2 separate regions of the Homo sapiens genome follow, and region 2 is linked to region 1. Evidence: chromatin contacts called from ENCODE Hi-C or POLR2A ChIA-PET data. All regions are on one chromosome and are shown on one strand. Each heading gives the region's core, a stretch centred on a gene start or an enhancer-like site at or near the end of the contact. The rest is flanking DNA. Distances are from core to core; before and after follow the strand shown. Region 1 overlaps CLTC (clathrin heavy chain). Region 2 holds the start of MIR21 (microRNA 21).

The links. Hi-C counts contacts between places; a loop is a spot of excess contacts on that map. ChIA-PET counts read pairs that join two places held with the same protein, here RNA polymerase II (POLR2A). Pooled maps may share reads with other maps.
Region 2: a loop to region 1 is called in a pooled map, with 2.3 times the contacts of the local background. The contact joins two enhancer-like sites. A Hi-C loop is called at or near these places in 2 of 50 pooled maps. POLR2A ChIA-PET finds 5 or more read pairs at or near these places in 7 of 52 experiments (BJ, GM12878, Panc1 and 4 more).

Annotation. Positions count from the first base shown.
Region 1 is chr17:59,666,881-59,674,156 of GRCh38, forward strand. It overlaps CLTC (clathrin heavy chain), which reads left to right. Exons shown (of 32, transcript NM_004859.4): 13 at 1-97; 14 at 1,897-2,060; 15 at 6,767-6,892. Among named protein-coding and RNA genes, the nearest start is that of PTRH2, 37 kb to the right of the region's middle. Within about 2 kb of position 2,056, at least 6 of the 41 ENCODE cell types and tissues checked have a DNase peak (open chromatin) inside an H3K27ac peak, as active enhancers do; they include GM12878 and endothelial cell of umbilical vein, where a contact is called at or near this core.
Region 2 is chr17:59,840,002-59,847,178 of GRCh38, forward strand. VMP1 (vacuole membrane protein 1) reads left to right here. Exons shown (of 12, transcript NM_030938.5): 12 at 1-2,254. MIR21 (microRNA 21) reads left to right here and starts at 1,265; the gene lies at 1,265-1,336. RefSeq lists enhancers at 311-1,040, 6,538-7,177 and a silencer at 2,326-2,520. Within about 2 kb of position 4,215, at least 32 of the 41 ENCODE cell types and tissues checked have a DNase peak (open chromatin) inside an H3K27ac peak, as active enhancers do; they include GM12878 and endothelial cell of umbilical vein, where a contact is called at or near this core.

The sequences.
Region 1 (7,276 bases), core at 806-3,305:
AATCTGCAGATTTGTGTTCAGGTGGCTTCTAAATATCATGAACAACTGTCAACTCAGTCTCTGATTGAACTTTTTGAATCTTTCAAGAGTTTTGAAGGTAATTAGGAGTTTTTGAGTTTTTAAAAAAAGTACTTAAGGTAGCCAAGAAGAGGTATGCTTATGATCAGGCTGTTGGAAATTTTGTTTTTCTAAAAATTTGGTTCTATGGGACATTTTAATTTTTTAAGTTTTATTCAATATATGTCAAGGCCCTTTTATGTTGGATTCTAAGGATATGCAGTGAACCAGACCATCTGTTTGGATATTTTATAGATGAATTAAAGGTAGAATTTTAAGAGAAAAATATGTAGTGGTGTTGAAATTGTATAAAATGAAAATACAGGTTGAGTGTCCCTAATCTGAAAATCCAAAATGCACCAAAGTCCAAAACTTCTTGAGCACCAACATAACGCTCAAAGGAAATGCTTGTTGGAGCATTTCAGAAATCGGATTTTCAGATTAGGGATGCTGATCAGGTAATTATAATGCGAATATTCCAAAGTTCAAAATCTGAAACACGTCTGGTCTCAAGTATTTTGGATAAGGGATACTCAGTCTGTACTAATGATCAGGTATAATAAAATTTTATGCTTATATGTCTGACTCTTATAATAGCAGGTGATTCTCACTAAGGGCATTTTGTGATTTGTTGCTATTTAGCAGGATTTCTTAACCTTAGTACTATAGACATTTAGGGCTGGATAATCATTGTAGAGGGGTGTTCCTGTACATGTAGAATATTTAGTAGAATATTCAGCAGCATTCCTGGTTTCTACCCACTAGATTCCAGTAGCGTCAGCTCCACCAGTTGTGACAACCAAAAATGTCTTCAGACATTGCCAGTGTCACCTGTGAGGAAAATCACCTCAGTTGAGAACCACTGCTATACAGGGTACTAACGTAATCACTGTTGGGTGTCTAACTTCTGGTCCCCAACTGCCTTTCTCTCCTCTCTGTACTAGTAGTACTCTATTGAGAAGGGGTAAGAGAGTCTAGTAGTTTTCTTAATTTTTTCTTAATTTTCCCAGTTTCAAAATGTTAACTGTGCACTAAATTTACACTGTTTAGTACAGTCACTAGCCACATATAGTAGCTATTTACATTGAAAGTTATTAAAGTGAAATAAAATTTAATATTTAGTTATTCAGTCACTCTAGCCACATTTCAAGTGCTTAATAGCCACATGTGTTTAGTGGCTATTATATTGGAAGGCAAAGATAAGATTTTCATCATTGCAGAAAGTTCTTCTGGACAATACTGCACTAAATTCTTCCCAAATTATTTTGTATGTTTCCTATAAATTGCATATTGAAAAACACCAGGTATTGGGGTCTTCATTTAAAATTTCCCATATAGGGGCACAATGGTGTATGCCTTTAATAATCCCAGTGCTTTGGGAGGCCAAGTGCTTGGGGCCACAAATTCAAGACCAGCCTGGCTAGCATAGCAAGACACCATCTCTACAAAAATTTTCTTAAAAATTAGCCTGGCATGGTGGCATGCATCTGTAGTTCTAGCTACTTAGGAGGTTGAGGTGGGAGGATTGCTTGAGCCCAGGAGTTTGAGGCTGCAGTGAGCTATGATCGTGCCACTGCACTCCAGCCTGGGTGACAGAGACCTGCCTCAATAAAAAAGAAAAAAAGGAAACATTGGGTTGAATTGTCTATTCTTCAGGATTAAAGTGCAATCCATTTTACTGATCTGATTAATGGAATAGTTAGTATTTTTATCGCGCTTTTTAAGCAACCAACTTATATTTGGGAGTATTCAATATAACAGTTTTTTAATTACATAAATGTTTTTCAGTCATTCTCAAAAGTGTGCCTATGCTTAATTGTAATTACTTGTTTCTTTAAGGTCTCTTTTATTTTCTGGGATCCATTGTTAACTTTAGCCAGGACCCAGATGTGCACTTTAAATATATTCAGGCAGCTTGCAAGACTGGGCAAATCAAAGAAGTAGAAAGAATCTGTAGAGAAAGCAACTGCTACGATCCTGAGCGAGTCAAGAATTTTCTTAAGGTAAGTGGTTTTGAGTAATGTGTTTTCTGGTTGGATTCCAGGTTAGCAGTTCTACAAGGGTTTGGTCATAGTTCAAAAATATTTTTTCCCTAAATGTGAAGTTGTTAGCATTCTTAAGTTGTGTGCTGGATTATTTCTTCCAAACATAATATTCTGTGGTTTCCTTTGAAATACGGAAGGAAATTGGTGAGTAAGAATGACCATCTGTTTAAAAGAAGAAAAAAAAAATAGCACTATTTCAAAGGAATTTCCTTTATTTTAATTTTGGATGGAAAAATTTAGAAAAGTGGTTGTATACTTTCAATGTCATTTTAGAATCATTTAGGCTTTTGAATATTAACATCAGCTTGCTCTTCATACCATTTTGAGGAGCCTCTATTGTAGGCAAAGGGATCTGTTGTCTAAGGAATGTATAGGTTTACCTCTTTCATCAAGTTTGCTCAACTCTAGAAACTAAAATATTGTTATTCATATATAATTCATAAAGGTAAGATCAAACAAAACGCTCAGCTTTGTGACACATTAAATCAGTTAGAGAGGAGTAAGGACCACCTGTGTTGCAGGGAGGAGTAATGGTTGAGAGATTCTGAACTCTAGAACATCCCTAAGGGCAGTTAATTTTGTTTAATGTTTAACTTAGCTTTAGCTTTATTCTTGTAACTGCCAGTTACTTTGTGATGGAAATAAAGCTTTAAAATTGATAGCTATCTATAAAAGGCTAGGAAAACTACAGAACACTTAGATTACTGCTCTCTCACTGCCTATTATGTGTGTGTGTGTACACTATATATATATATAATGATTCCTGAGACTTTATAGAAAGTTCTGAAGTATTTTTTGTCTTGGAAGAATTTTACATTACAAGTAAAACCAAAATGTTTTTGTAGAACACAGTATAGAAAGTAGGCTTTTCCTACTCCCAGATTATCATCATTTGTGTGTGTGGTTGCATTGGCAGATTGTTCTTTTGAAGAATTTACTACCTGGGCTCTAGATTAAATAGCAAAACCCTTAGGGGTTTTAGTGTAATGAAGTAGTCAAAATGTTGAAACTGCTCTACATTTTAGATTAAAAGATACACTTTTCAAAAAAGTATAGCTTTAAAATGTCTTGGCCATCATGAATATTCTGGGTAACCTAGCTGTGCTATGTTTGGACCAAAACTTTCTGGTGTCAAAAAACCCCTCCAAATGAGAAAGATTTGATACTCTGTGCTTGACTAGTGTACCCATACTACTGATTCACTTCCTTCTTTGAGTATCATTACTATTTCCTTTAAAAAAAACAACAACAAAAAAAACTACTACTAGATTCTTTTGGGGGCAGGGGGTGTTGGGTTTTTTTTTTTGTTTTTCTTTTTAAGCTTTTAAGTTCAGGGGTGCGTGGGCAGGTTTGTTATATAGGTAAACTGTGTCATGGGGGTTTGTTGTACAGATTGTTTCGTCATCCAGGTATTAAGCCTACAACCCATTAGTTATTTTTTCTGATCCTCTCCCTCCTCCCATCCTCCACCCTTCAGTAGGCCCCAGTGTCTGTTGTTCCTCTCTGTGTCCATGTGTTCTCATCATTTATCTCCCACTTGCTAGTGAGAACATGCAGTATTTGGTTTTCTGTTCCTGTGTTAATACTACCAGATTCTTAAATGATTTCTTTTTGTTTTTATTGAGCCCTCAGCTTCTATGCTTAAATTGTAACTTCTTTAGCTTTGGATTTTAATATTTGAGTTATATATATATGGAAAGCAAAATGAAATTAGCTATTATTTAATTATCACATTTTTGAGCTTTAAAAAAAATCCTCTAGTAAAGAAATGAAAAACAATCCTCTGGGTACTAGGATGGTACTGCCTTAGGTTTGCATAGCCCATGGGATCTAATCAGATGAAGATTTCCCCTCCACACTTGTGAACTGGGTACAAGCCTGATATAGTAGGGGTGTGGATGTGGATTATGAGCTTTTGAGTCAGTCAGACCTGTTTCAAATTCTACTTAGCCATTGTTTGTTCATTCAGTATATGTCTAGCTGTTACCTCAGGCAAGTTAATGAATATGCCTCAGCCTCAGTTTCTTCAACCATAAGCTATGTTTATTTATCAAGTACCTTGTATACTATAGATGTTTAGGCAGTAACTATTACTGATAAGTGATAAGCCTTGGAAAAAGGTGGAGTCAGCCTAAATGGGATTTCTGTCAGGCAAGTATTTATTTCTCTTTGATATCAATTTGTACTTGACTCTTTGAAGGAATTTACTTCCAGCCAGGATTAGAGGTGAATTTAGGGTCTTACGTCTACATAATTTGACATGGGAGCTCAATACTAAGATGCAACTATCACATTCATCCTCTGATGCCAGTGTTGAGAGTGAACTTATTAGATTCCTTGTTAACCTCCAGTACAGGGTTATGATGCCTCTTATCACTGTTATTAAACTTAATTTTAGAGGTACTAGCTACATGATAATTTACTGGTGTTGTAAGTAAACCCTGTGTCATAAGAAAAATACCCTGACTCTGATCTTGAATATTCAAGTGCCAATTGTGTGTTAGCCACCAGGAATAAAGAGATTGGTAGAACATAACTTCTCCTTTAAGGTACCCTGTGAGCAGGATAAAATTGTGTCATTAGCATCATTTGACTCATGCCCTAAGTTTGTAGAACTGTAAGCTCTCTGTAGAAAGCATATAACTGTTCATCAGACCCATGATCTGCTCCTTGCTACCTTTGATCTTATTTTCTACCTTTCTTTTTTTCTTTCTTTCCTGGTTTAGCTTCAACCACACTGGCCTGCTAGCTATTCCTGGAACTCCCCTAACCTTGTCCTGCCGAAGGGCCTTTGCTTGTGCCCTGTACTACTATTCTCTCATGACCTTCTTTCTCCTTTACCTTCTTTGGGTTTCTGATTGAATGTCAGAAGAGAGGATGTCTCAGGTTGCCTTGTGTAAAATAGAACCCATTCCTACCCCATTTTGCTTGTTTTTCTTTATAACACCACTATGAAACGTCTCCTCCCACTAGAATGTAAGTTCCTTGAGAGAATGGACTCTGCTTCCTTTGTTCCCTGCTGTATCTCCAGTACCTAAGAACAGAGTCTGATACTTGGGTACTCATAAATATTTGTTAAATGAACAAATTTATGTTGAAGAAAACCTCTGACTATGCTAATATAATTTCAAGTTTGATCTTAAAATCTTTAACCATTATAACTGGAGGTTAATTAAACATTTAGTAAGTAATTTAATATTATTAAAATGTTAACATTTCTACCATGTATAAAATCATGTGCAAATTTTAGCAATCAAGAAAATAACCTAGATTTTGTCTACTTTTTAAATCTGAAATTTTCTTTTGGAATACAGTTAGTATTCCACAAAAGTGGAATTATTTGCCACAGAAATTTTAACACCTATGCATGAAAACAGAATAAGTAATCCTAGATTATCTGTAAGTGATAAAGATAACAAAAATATTTTATATGTGTATAGGTAAGATGACTAGTGTGTTGATCCATACTTTTTTGATGTTCATTTAGTAGGAAAAACATGACATACTAAAATTTTTACATAGATAGATGCAGACAGATTCTAGAAATGATCGTAACAGCTATTAGTGCAGAGTTTCCATGGTGTTAAACAATACTTATTTTAGAAAACCTTCCTTAATGTGGAAAATCTGCAGCTTTACAGACATTTTTATTTTTTAATTTAGGATGGCTATATTAAAATTAAGATTTACCTTGGTGTTCTTGGGACACTTCATAGACTAGTCTTCGTATTATTTATAATCGAGTAACTAATATCCCCTAGTCTCAGGAGCCATTTAATTCTAACCTTGAAAATAATGTTCTTAGTGGCCATCACTGGGGAAAGTTCTACCCTACTTAGTTCTGCTTCCCTAGTAGACTGTGTTAGAGGAATCATTTATTGAGGAATGTTTCACTGTGTATAAATGAATTCCTGATGGAAACTGTTGTTTTTTGTGCTCTACCTTATGTCTGTGGAATGTAACAGGACATGTATCAGGTAAATGCCCAGTACAGGTTTTACTTACCTGTCTATAACATCTTCTATGTCAGTCTATAAGTAGGATTGTAGTTTGGTATCTGTAATGGAATGATAAAAGCAGTTGGCAATTTAAAGATATCTTTTCTTTAAATGCTGGGTTTTTTTTTTTGTAGGGGGTGGGTTTTCTTATGGCCACATGTGGTCACCATCATGCTGCTCCTTGTAGGCTTTGTTATAATAGAGTATTAGAGGCTGGTTGTATAGATTGGATGTGGGGAGGGATAGAAAATCATTAGTTTGAAACAAATGTAAGCCATTTATGCCATATGTTTGACAATGTGACTATAGTTATTAAGTTGATTTTAAATACGGTAGAAGTGTTATTACCAGTGAAAGTCCCAGTATGGTGAATTTATCATCTGAGAGCCACTGGCTCAGGTATCTTAATTTGTTACTCTTGTTTTTTGGTAAAGGGTGTGTATGGGAAAGACTTGGTATCTTGCTGTGTGAATCTAAGTATTGCTTAGTAAAAATTTACTGAAACTGGGATGTACACACTCAACTATTGGGACATTCTTTCTTTAACAGAAGAGCTATGTTTGTGTGAGCCTCTCTTGTTAGCGTAGAACAAATTCTCATATGTTACACAGATTTGATACCTCATAGAAGAAATTTAAAGTTTCCTTTTGTTTGTCTTTTTTTCAGGAAGCAAAACTAACAGATCAGCTACCACTTATCATTGTGTGTGATCGATTTGACTTTGTCCATGATTTGGTGCTCTATTTATATAGAAATAATCTTCAAAAGTATATAGAGATATATGTACAGAAGGTAAGTAATATGTAGGTAATGTAAAGGTATAATCTTACTATAGATTTTATTTCTCATATTCTGGAAATCCTTTTGAAACTCTGTGCTCAATAAGAGTGGTCTGCAGCTTTTAACGTGGGATTTTTTGTTTTTGTTTTTGTTTTGGAGACAGGGTCTTGCTCTGTCACCCATGCTGGAATACAGTGGCACAATCACAGCTCACTCTAACCTTAAACTCCTGGGCTCAAGCAGTCCTCCTGCCTTAGCCTCCAAGTATCTGGGACTGCAGGTGCATACTACCATGCCCAGCCTGCTTTTAATACTTTTTCCCCAGCAGAATCCTTTCTTGGAATAAAATTCTACGTGCTTCCCTAGCAAGCCGACTCAGGGAAGGGGGAAAAAAAA
Region 2 (7,177 bases), core at 2,965-5,464, 180 kb after region 1:
CCAACCTGTATCAATTTTTACAACTTTTTTCCTGAAAGCAGTTTAGTCCATACTTTGCACTGACATACTTTTTCCTTCTGTGCTAAGGTAAGGTATCCACCCTCGATGCAATCCACCTTGTGTTTTCTTAGGGTGGAATGTGATGTTCAGCAGCAAACTTGCAACAGACTGGCCTTCTGTTTGTTACTTTCAAAAGGCCCACATGATACAATTAGAGAATTCCCACCGCACAAAAAAAGTTCCTAAGTATGTTAAATATGTCAAGCTTTTTAGGCTTGTCACAAATGATTGCTTTGTTTTCCTAAGTCATCAAAATGTATATAAATTATCTAGATTGGATAACAGTCTTGCATGTTTATCATGTTACAATTTAATATTCCATCCTGCCCAACCCTTCCTCTCCCATCCTCAAAAAAGGGCCATTTTATGATGCATTGCACACCCTCTGGGGAAATTGATCTTTAAATTTTGAGACAGTATAAGGAAAATCTGGTTGGTGTCTTACAAGTGAGCTGACACCATTTTTTATTCTGTGTATTTAGAATGAAGTCTTGAAAAAAACTTTATAAAGACATCTTTAATCATTCCAAAATTGTGTCCGTTTTCTTGAGCGTTTTGATTTTTTACTTTTAGCTTATACCAGCTGAATGGCAGCCTTGCCTAATCCACCTACAACAAGAATTTCTTAAGCTTTCTTTTATTTGCATGAGAGAGCCACTACCAAGGCATGTTTTGTTATGCTGAAACTGGGCTGCTGCATACTGCTAAATGGCACCTCTGGGATTGGCCTACCTGGGGATTTCTTGGTTTGTGAAAACAGGAGAGGAGAAATATCTCATACAAGTGAAAGGATACTGGAGAGAGAAATTACCCATTTCTAAAAAAAAACCACACTCTGTCGTATCTGTGTTAATGTTTTCTAGCATGTACTCTGGTTTCAACAGACACAAATTTATATGTTAACCCAGTTTTCTTGCCGTTCTGTAAGTGTTTTATTCTTAGTGTGATTTTTTTCCATTGGGATGTTTTTGATTGAACTTGTTCATTTTGTTTTGCTTGGGAGGAAAATAAACAATTTTACTTTTTTCCTTTAGGAGCATTATGAGCATTATGTCAGAATAGAATAGAATTGGGGTTCGATCTTAACAGGCCAGAAATGCCTGGGTTTTTTTGGTTTGTTTTTGTTTTTGTTTTTTTATCAAATCCTGCCTGACTGTCTGCTTGTTTTGCCTACCATCGTGACATCTCCATGGCTGTACCACCTTGTCGGGTAGCTTATCAGACTGATGTTGACTGTTGAATCTCATGGCAACACCAGTCGATGGGCTGTCTGACATTTTGGTATCTTTCATCTGACCATCCATATCCAATGTTCTCATTTAAACATTACCCAGCATCATTGTTTATAATCAGAAACTCTGGTCCTTCTGTCTGGTGGCACTTAGAGTCTTTTGTGCCATAATGCAGCAGTATGGAGGGAGGATTTTATGGAGAAATGGGGATAGTCTTCATGACCACAAATAAATAAAGGAAAACTAAGCTGCATTGTGGGTTTTGAAAAGGTTATTATACTTCTTAACAATTCTTTTTTTCAGGGACTTTTCTAGCTGTATGACTGTTACTTGACCTTCTTTGAAAAGCATTCCCAAAATGCTCTATTTTAGATAGATTAACATTAACCAACATAATTTTTTTTAGATCGAGTCAGCATAAATTTCTAAGTCAGCCTCTAGTCGTGGTTCATCTCTTTCACCTGCATTTTATTTGGTGTTTGTCTGAAGAAAGGAAAGAGGAAAGCAAATACGAATTGTACTATTTGTACCAAATCTTTGGGATTCATTGGCAAATAATTTCAGTGTGGTGTATTATTAAATAGAAAAAAAAAATTTTGTTTCCTAGGTTGAAGGTCTAATTGATACGTTTGACTTATGATGACCATTTATGCACTTTCAAATGAATTTGCTTTCAAAATAAATGAAGAGCAGCTGTCCTTCTTTCCTCTTTTAAGTGTTCAGCTGTGGCATGCTCAGAGGTTCCTGCTGGATTCCAGCTGGAGCGGTGTGATACCCTTCTTTTTCAGCTGTTCGTGCCTTCCTTTCTTGTATCCACCAAAGTGGAGACAAATACATGATCTCAAAGATACACAGTACCTACTTAATTCCAGCTGATGGGAGACCAAAGAATTTGCAAGTGGATGGTTTGGTATCACTGTAAATAAAAAGAGGGCCTGGGAATTCTTGCGATTCCATCTCTACTTTGTATAAGTCTCATTTTGTGCCTTACACATCTGCAGTATTTATCATGTTCCAACTTGGTGACTGTCAGGCAGTGCAATACATCAGCAGTTTATCACCGAAGAGCTGAGGAATACCTCCCTTAAAACAGACAATGTCGGCCGGGCGCGGTGGCTCACACCTGTAATCCCAGCACTTTGGGAGGCCAAGGCGGGCAGATCACCTGAGGTCAGGAGTTTGAGACCAGCCTGGCCAACATGGCGAAACCCCATCTCTACTAAAAATATAAAAAATTAGCCGGGCGTGGTGGTGCACGCCTGTAATCCCAGCTATTCAGGAGGCTGAGGCAGGAGAATCCCTTGAACGCAGGAAGCAGAGTTTGCAGTGAGCCGAGATGGCGCCACTGCACTCCAGCCTGGGTGACAGAGCAAGACAAAAAAAATAACAGATGATGTCATATGAAAATGTGCAATGTCCAGTTTTCCCATAGTTTTCTGTATTCTCTGTGTGCATAATCTGGAGTATGAGTCTGGGAAGAAAAAGGTTTTTAGTTTCATTTGGATAGTGGCCACCTCTCCATTCCCTACGAATGCTAGAATGAAGTTACTTTTTTTTTTTTTTTTTTTTTTTTTGAGACAGAGTCTTGCTCCGTCGCCCAGGCTAGAGTGCAATGGTACAATCTCGGCTCACTGCCACTTCCGCCTCCCAGGTTCAAGCGATTGTCCTGCCTCAGCCTCTGGAGTAGTTGGGATTCCAGGCGCCCACCACCACACCAGGCTAGTTTTTGTATTTTTAGTAGAGACGGGGTTTGGCCATGTTGGTCAGGCTGGTCTCGAACTCCTGACCTGAGGTGATCCACCTGCCTCGGTCTCCCAAAGTTCTGGGTTCACAGACGTGAGCCACCATGCCCACGTAGAATGAAGTTTCTTAAATACACTAGTTAATTATTGAAACATATGCAGTATTGAGTGCTCCTACACAAACACGCTCAGCCTCTGCCCCCAGTGTGCTCTGTGCTATCCACAGCCTTAGTAGAACATGAGGCTTTTTGTCATTTCACCAGTCATTCAATAATGACTCATTTGAGTATGGATCATGCACTAGCTAAATAACCAGTTGCGCTCATGTACCCTGAAGCAAATTGTTTAGCCTGACCCATGTGTAAGAAGATCACAGAGATTCCCAACCTTTCAGTGTCAAAAAGCCTTTCCATATATATTACTTTAAAACCCATTTTCCCCCATGTGTAATAGTCTATGTTAATGACGGTTCGGGTTTCTTCTACATTGTTTGTGACCTGAGAAAGTTTAAAAGAGCCTCAGTTTCTTTCATCTATAAAAATAAAAGAGATAGAAGGACAGTTTACCTAAGGAATAAATCTGGTAACATGTAAAGTACTGAAATAGGCTGGGTGCAGTGGCTCATGCTTATAATCCTAATACTTTGGGAGGCCAAGGCAGGAGGATCCCTTTTAGGCCAAGAGTTCAATAAATAGGGCCGGGCATGGTGGCTCACGCCTGTAATCCCAGCACTTTGGGAGGCCAAGGTGGGCAGATCACCTGAGTTCGAGACCAGCCTAACCAACATGGCGAAATCACATCTCTACTAAAAATACAAAAATGTAGCAGGCACGGTGGCACATGCCTGTAATCCCAGCTACTCGGGAGGCTGAGGCAGGAATCGCTTGAACCCAGGAGGCAGAGGTTGCAGTGAGCCGAGATCTTGCCATTGCACTCCAGCCTGGGCAACAAGAGTGAAACTCCGTCTCAAAACAAACAAACAAAAAAGAGTTCAGTAAAAGTACAGCAATAAAAGTTATCCACCTCCACCACCCCAGCTTTTTTTTTTTTTTTTTTTTTTTTTTGAGAGTGAGGTTTTACTGTGTCACCCAGGCTGGAGTGTGGTGGCACAGTCATGGCTCTTTACAGCCTTGACCTCCCAGGCTCAAGAAATTCTCCTACCTCAGCCTCCCTGGCAAGGACCAGCATGAACCACCATACCTGGGTAATTTTTTAATTTTTTGTAAAGACAGGGTCTCAATATTTTGCCCAGGCCAGTCTTGAATTCCCAGGCTCGAGCGATCCTGCCGTGGCCTCCCAAAGTGCTGGGATGACAGGTGTGAGCCACCATGCTGGGCATTCCCAATGAAAGACTGAGGCCAGGCACAGTGGCTCACGCCTGTCATCCCAGCCTTTTGGGAGGCCAAGACAGGATCACTTGAGGTCAGGAGTTCAAGACCAGCCTGGCCAGCATGGTGAAACCCTATCTCTACTAAAAATACAAAAATTAGCCAGGCGTGGTGGCGTATGCCTGTAATCTCAGCTACTCGGGAAACAGGCAGGAGAGTCACTTGAACCCGGAAGGCAGACGTTGCAGTGACCTGAGATCGTGCCACTGCACTCCAGCCTGGGCAACAGAGCAAGACACCATCTCGCAAAAAAAAAAAAAAAAAAAAAAAAAAAGTGAGCATCTGATACACATGCAAGAATTTCACAACATTGCATTCACTCCTCCAGAAACAAAGATATATTTTAAAATGCTTTCTTAGCATATGTGCTCTGGTTTTCTAGCAGATACTCTGTCAAACTTTTGATAAGTGAAAAATTTACCGAAGAATTTAAAACCAAAAACAGTTTTTTAACTTTCCCACCTGAAAATATTGACCATTTTCTAATTTATTTTCATTATAAAGAATATTGGTTATCATGGTTGCTCATGCCTGTAATTCTAGCACTTTGGTAGGCCAAGGCAGGCAAATCACTCCTGAGCCCAGGAGTTCGAGACCAGCCTGGACAACATAATGAGACCTCCCTACAAAATATTTAAAAGTTAGCCAAGTGTGACAGTATGTGCCTATAGTCCCAGGCTGAGGTGGATCACCTCATTAGTGAGCCGTGATTGTGTCACTGCACTCCAGCCTGAGTGACACAGACCCTGCCTCAAAAAATATATATATAAATACTAAAACATCTGGAAGGAAAGAGGAGAAAAGGGAGTATCAGCTTTTAATACTTGTTACAAGGTCAGTCTAGAAAATACAGTGAGATTTGCTGGGTAAATAGGTTTTGAACCATGAAAAAATTGATGGCATGCAAGATCTTCCTCAATAGACCTAAGAGTCTCATTTCTATTAAAAAATACAAACAACTGCTTCATTTTATTCATAAATAATTTTTTGAGGTGCTACAAAAAATTAAAACTAAGCAGGAGTTTAAAGTTTTTGAAAAGCCAAGTAACATTTTATCTCTAACATTTATTGAATCCTCTCCAGTATTTACACAACGTAAATGAGATACTACACACAAAACCCTTGTGTCTGAAGGTAAATTTATTTATTCTCAAAGACAACAAGAAGAGAAAGCACATCATGTATTTTAAACTTTAGAAGCAACTGAGTCATTAGTGTCTGGTGGACAGGAGCTAGGGATCCTATCCCTTCCCAACAAGGCCAAGAGTTCACCTGAGGTAATGCATTTGCCTTGGGGGCGAGGCCTTGAATTGCAGCAAATAACCTGTGTGTATTTGCATATTTAACCAGTACTCTTAAGAAGGATTATACAAAAACCTGTTCCAGACAGCTGCTTACTCATTGCCTTTAAAATTGCGTGGTGCTGGGATTGGCAGGTGCCAACTGTTTGCTCATTCTCTTTGACCCACTAGCCTTGCAGTTTGCTGTGTGGGTGTTGATACTCCTAAATTAAAGCAGGGAAGGGGTGGTTTTAGATGGCTTTTAACACCTGCTCTCCACCCAAGCACCCTGGATTCATTTGATATCTGGATTCTAATTCTGTAGTCAGGAGACTGGCCCAAACTGTGGCCCAGAGAGAAGTGAGTCAGTTGCAAGTGGCTAGCTGACTCTATGGGAACAGAAATAAAATGCAGCTTAGAGAGTTTGTCAGCCAAATCCACAAATGTGTGGCTTTTTGAAACATTGGACATCTGTTCCTCTTAATTTAAAATAAACTTTTTTTTTTTTTTTTTTTAAGCACAAAGTTGCTTGGCTCCTTGTTTCTTTGTGTCAGCAGCAGTTGCTGCTCTAATTTAGGAACCCTAGGATCTGATTTAGGACATTTGGAATCTTTAAGGCACATTCGATCTAGAAAGTGGAACTGAATTGCTTTGGGAAGGCAAGAGGATGATTTTACAGTATAGGGTTTGTGTGGAAATCCCCTTCAGCAGTAATCAACCCAGGTGTCCAACCTGTTTGTTAACCATTTCCAAATGACTCAGAGGACCTAGAGGGAGGGCTTGAACACACTCCAGCACTGTTTCTACAATTTAGCCTTTATTTGCATTGGAAACCACATTCCTGAATTCTTGAGGGGGCAGGCTCTGGCTTATTCTGGGCAACTGACTTCAAGTGGGACCCCTGAGCTACCTATGTAAGCAAAGAGTCAGCCATCTCTGGAGAGTTACCAGGGAGGAGGATCTTTCTGTGAACTTGCTTTGATGACCTCCACCCAAAGCCCTTTGAGGAACAGTTTTGTTTATTCAAGGAGCCCTTGGCAGGTCACTCCTCCCCTACCACAAATCTAATCCAAATGCGACATTTTCCTTTGAGGCCATCTATCCCTTTTGGGGGACAAAACACATCAGCTTTTCCCTTCAGACCACTTTTGACTGAAGCAGTGATCAACATTGCTTAATTGTGTTCCAGTCTGTTTCCAGCGGGGAAAAAATGCTTTAGGGGAGTGAGGCAGTTAGGGATTTGAAAACAGGGATGGTGCCGCCTGAAGGTGGGGAATGACTTAGATCACTGTCTTCCTTTGGCTCCTCACCATGTTGTGTGGAGGAAACGAAAAGCAGCTCAAGTTCACTCCTCTTGGCAGTAGTGCAGAAGCCTGGCTTGCCACGGCCCTGGAGAACCATGTTTTTCCCAACTTTTTTTTTTTTCTTTTGAGACGGAGTTTCACTCTTGTTGCCGAGGCTGGAGTGCAGTGGCG